2 separate regions of the Homo sapiens genome follow, and region 2 is linked to region 1. A link is a loop called in an ENCODE intact Hi-C map of the cell type or tissue named here. Cell type or tissue: Calu3. All regions are shown on one strand. Region 1 overlaps DARS2 (aspartyl-tRNA synthetase 2, mitochondrial). Region 2 overlaps SERPINC1 (serpin family C member 1).

The links. Peaks named below come from ENCODE experiments on the same cell type or tissue, not always from the same donor. Only the 100,000 strongest peaks of a DNase experiment are listed, where the experiment ranks them.
Region 2: a loop joins it to region 1, with 10 times the contacts of the local background. A loop is called at or near these places in 1 of 110 quality-filtered maps.

Annotation. Positions count from the first base shown.
Region 1 is chr1:173,839,491-173,841,990 of GRCh38, forward strand. It overlaps DARS2 (aspartyl-tRNA synthetase 2, mitochondrial), which reads left to right. Exons shown (of 17, transcript NM_018122.5): 10 at 1-56; 11 at 1,376-1,483. Among named protein-coding and RNA genes, the nearest start is that of CENPL, 16 kb to the left of the region's middle. In Calu3, no CTCF peak of the experiment used is centred here; no DNase peak of the experiment used is centred here.
Region 2 is chr1:173,912,916-173,915,415 of GRCh38, forward strand. SERPINC1 (serpin family C member 1) reads right to left here. Exons shown (of 7, transcript NM_000488.4): 2 at 1,638-2,004. Among named protein-coding and RNA genes, the nearest start is that of SERPINC1, 3.2 kb to the right of the region's middle. In Calu3, a CTCF peak has its summit at 1,562; a DNase peak (open chromatin) is centred at 1,546.

The DNA of each region.
Region 1 (2,500 bases):
CTGAGGTGCTGGCCACCTATGGAACTGATAAACCTGACACTCGCTTTGGAATGAAGGTACTTATCTTCACTTTTCTAGGACTCTGTCCCCAAATAATCCTGCAGTCTTTTTAAACCACTTTGAAATTGACAAGTGTTACACACTGTTAGATGATATTTTTGTTGTTACCTTGTTACCTTCGTTGTTACAGAGCTAGAGCAAGAGAGAATAATAGCATGTTAGCAATACAGTGCTTTCTATCTTTCATGTTCCAAGATCCATTTCCAAGAGCGAGATTCTTGCTATAAAGTTTTTATTACTTGCAAGTTATTGATTATATGGATATGAATGGTAACTTGAAAGAAAAAATAACTATTCTTTCCTTTTCAGTTTTTTTTTTAATCCAAGGAGTTACTAAGTTTCCTTGGTCCATAAAAAGCTCAAACATATGACAATGTTTATTCAAATTATTACTATCTGTAAGTATTTAAAGCAGGGGTAGAATTTATATAGAACAGTTTCATTACCAGGCCTCTACTTGTTTGCTCTTAAAGAGCAATATCCCTTGATCCCTGTAATGCTAGTGACATTTCTATATCTCAGTTCTCAGTGCACATTCTTTAGAAATTGGTCCTGCCTGGTCTGTGAATAGTCAGTGGTCAATTCTTAGAATGAAAAAAATACAATACACAAAAAGTCATAACTACCAACTTACAGCTGCCAACTCAACTACTTCTTGTTTCTTCGTTTGTAATATGGAATAGTGGTTCTTTTTTTGTATTTTTTTGAGACGTAGTCTCGCCCTGTTGCCCAGGCTGGAGTGCAGTGGTAAGATCTTGGCTCACTGCAACTTCGGCCTCCTGGGTTCAAGCGATTCTCCTGCCTCAGCCTCCCGAGTAGCTGGGATTACAGGCGCATACCACCACACCGGCTAATTTTTGTATTTTTAGTAGAGATGGAATTTTGCCATGTTGGCCAGGCTGACCTCCTGACCTCAGGTGATCTGCCCACCTCAGCCTCCCAAAGTTCTGAGATAATAGGCATGAGCCTCTGCGCCGAGCCTGGAATCTTAATCTGGTTCTTAAGTCAGACTGCTTGTGTTAAATTCTGGCTCTGCCACTTACTAGCTATGCCATCTTGGGCAAGTTCCTTATTTCTGTGTCTTGGTTTCATCTATGAAATAGGGATAATAAAGAGTGCTAACCTCATATGAAATGAATGAGTATATGTAAAACACTGGTCATATTGCTTAACCCATGGTAAACACTCTTTGAATGTATTCTATAAATGTTAAATTATCAAGATCTATTCTCTTCTTTAAAATCTTGTTTGTAAAATGTTTTCAGATAAAAATTACTTCATATTTAGTTATCTCTTTTTGTTACCCATTTTCCAGATTATAGATATCAGTGATGTGTTTAGAAACACAGAGATTGGATTTCTTCAAGATGCACTTAGTAAGCCCCATGGAACTGTGAAAGCCATATGTATCCCTGAAGGAGCAGTAAGTGAAGTACAGTTCTATGTTTCTCTAGAATGTATGCTTTGGAAGTAACTTTGTCCAATACTGTCATATTTAAACTTCAGAAAGAACAATTCTTTTTAAATAAAAATAGGGATTTTTGCTGGGCATGGTGGCTCACACCTGTAATCCTAGCACTTTGGGAGGCCGAGGCGTGTGGATCACTTGAGGTCAGGAGTTCAAGACCAGCCTGGCTAACATGGTGAAACCCCATCTCTACTAAAAAATACAAAAAATTAGTCAGGCGTGGTGGCATGTGCCTGTAATCCCAACTACTTGGGAGGCTGGGGCAGGAGAATCGCTTGAACCTGGGAGGCAGAGGTTGCAGTGAGCTGAGATCATACCATTGCACTCCAGCCTGGGCAATAAGAGCAAAACTGTGTTTGAAAAAAAAAAAAGTAGGTATTTTTATACAGAATCTAAAGTATTTCTAAAACCATAAGTAGAGAACAATAAAATTTTATGAATGTGAGTTTACATTCCAGATCCGGGGTGTTTTTCTTTTTTCTTTTTTTTCCCCCCTTTTAAACAATGCTATCAGCCAGGCATAGTAGCTCATACCTATAATGCCAACACTGTGGGAGGTCAAGGCAGGAGAATTGCTTAAGCTCAGGAGTTCGAGACCAGCCTGGGGAACATAGACCTCATCTCTACAAAAATTACCTGGCGTGGTGGCTCACACCTGTAGTCCCAGCTATTCTGGAGGTTGAGGTCCAAGGATCACTTGAGGCAAAGTGTTCAAGGCTGCAGTAAGCCATGATTGTGCCACGGCATTCTAACCTGGATAACATAGCAAGACCGTGTCTCAAAAATAAATACATAAATAAATGATGCTATGAAGTACTCCTGTACTTCATTGTGGATAATATGTGAGCATAAAATAATACGTAGTATTCTGTCTGCAGCCTCAGTTGTCTGTCTATCTCTTAGCCCTGTATCAGCACCAGCATGGCCATTGCATGTTGATTCTTTATCTTCTGAGAGTTCTCATCTCAGTTG
Region 2 (2,500 bases), 73 kb after region 1:
TGAGACCAGTACCAATGTATACAAAAATGACTGAAGGGCCCAGAGAAGGCAGTATTATGTGTCTTCAGAGTTTTTAAATCTACAATTTCTTTCAAAGAGTGAAGACTTGGGTTAACTCACCCCAGAGCCCTGAGCAAAGGTGATGAAGTTCCATGGAAATTGACCACTAGAATAGAAGGAACCCTCCTAAGACCCACAGACTTTAGTGTCCAAGTTTCAAATAAGCACCGTATACCATCTTGAAGGGACTCATGCCTCCCTATTGATGAACTCTGCTTCCAAAGTGTGATCCAACTTGAAGAAAGACTGTCATGCAGCCAAGCCAAGGACAGATTAAAGATCTAGTGTTTCCATCCATGACTTGTCATAGCCCCAGAGGCCAACAGTGATCAATCAATCTATGACATTTCATCTTATCATGCCCTACTTCCCTCCCACAAAAGGCAGTGGGGGGAAGGGGGTGGGAACTAAGTCACTGAGCTGAAATGATCCATACTTCCCAGAGCCAGAAAACACTCTCACGTCCTTGAGGCTTCTCTTGGCTTTCCTGGGCCCCTGGTCTCAATATACCATCCTAGGCCCCGTGCAGTGGCTCATGCTTGTAATCCCAGCACTTTGGGAAGCCAAGTCAGGCCGATCCCTTGAAGTCAAGAGTTTGAGGCCAGGCGCGGTGGCTTACGCCTGTAATCACAGCACTTTGGGAGGCCAAGGCAGGTGGATCACGAGGTCAGGAGTTCAAGACTAGCCTGGCCAACATGGTGAAACCCCATCTCTACTAAGAAGAAAAAAAATTAGCCAGGCATGGTGCCGGGGGCCTGTAATCCCAGCTACTCGGGAGGCTGAGGCTGAGAATTGCTTGAACCCGGGAGGTAGAGGTTGCAGTGAGCTGAGATCGTGCCACTGCGCTCCAGCCTGGATGACAGAGCGAGACTCCGTCTCAAAAAAAAAAAAAAAAAAGTTTGAGACCAGTCTGGCCACGTGGTGAAACCCCATCTCTACTAAAAATATAGAAATTAGCTGGGCGTGATGGCGTGTGCCTGTAATCCCATCTACTCAGGAGGCTGAGGTGGGAGAATTGCTTGAACCTGGGAGGCAGAGTTTGGAGTGAGCCGAGACTGCACCACTGCACTCCAGCCTGGGCAATAGAGCGAGATTCCATCTCAAAAAAAAAAAAATACTATCCTAGAATTTTTTTCCACGAGAGCCTATATGCCTGATGTCACCATATGGTAAAGCTACTCTTCTTCCACCAGAGGAGGGACTGGCACTACACATTGCCTGGCACAGAGGAAGTGCTGAATGAATAAATAAATAAATGATCAAATTAATGAGTAAACATATAGATGAAAGAATTACTGAAAAGAAGTTGAGAGAAGATACAAGCCTTCCCCCATTTTAAGGTGCTCAAAAGAGGAAACCAGGATTTAAAAAGTAGATAGCCAAGATTCCTTGGCTAATTTTTTAAAAAATGATTTTCAAAGGGAATTATAACACAGTGATGTTCAAAGGGAATCGTAATGCATAATGAGCGCCCCTAGTGGCCTGCAGTGTTGGTTGAGGAATCATTGGACTTGGGCCTATGGAAGCCCCAAAGGTGCTCCTAACAAGGTGGCTGGGCAGAAGACCTTTGGTCGTACCTCCATCAGTTGCTGGAGGGTGTCATTACAGGCACCCAGCTTGGTCATAGCAAAAGCCGTGGAGATACTCAGGGGTGACAGGAAAATGTTATCATTGTCATTCTTGGAATCTGCCAGGTGCTGATAGAAAGTGGTAGCAAAGCGGGAATTGGCCTTGGACAGTTCCCAGACACGCCGGTTGGTGGCCTCCGGGATCTTCTGTTCTGAGCCCTCATCCTCAGTTGCCTTCTTCTCCGGGGAGCGGTAAATGCACATGGGATTCATGGGAATGTCCCGCGGCTTGGCTGTGCAGATGTCCACAGGGCTCCCGTGACAGGTCACGCAGTCCCAGAAGCCAATGAGCAGCAAGGACAAAAGATAAACCTTCCTGCAAGGAGACAAAATGCCAAGTTAAGCTAGGCTGCAACCCCTAGCCCCACTGCCCACCACAGGGTTGCCCCAGTAAAGCAGAGGATTCCAGCCCACCTGGTGTGGCCAAGAGAAAGGCTAAATCCTTTGAACCAAGTACAGGGGCCCGGGACAGGTTCAGTCCTAGACTTCTTGCCAGGGGACAGTTCAGTTGCCTGGACGTGGTCATGTTGGAATTAGAATCATCTGATGGTTATTTGGAGTATTATGTGCTCAATTCCCCACGCTGGGAGAAAAAAGAATGAGAAGCTTCCTGTTTGTGACATGGAATGTGCATGCCTAAAAAATCGGCTTTAGTGCCCAGTGAAGAGTCAGGGTGGTAGGGGGAGCCATCTACAGAAACTGTTTGGGGAAGGACTCTGATAGATGCAGCAGAGAGATTTCAGCAACACAAGAGAAGTAAGAAGAAATGGATGGAGCAAAGGCAATATCTGGCCGGGTGCGGTGGCTCACGC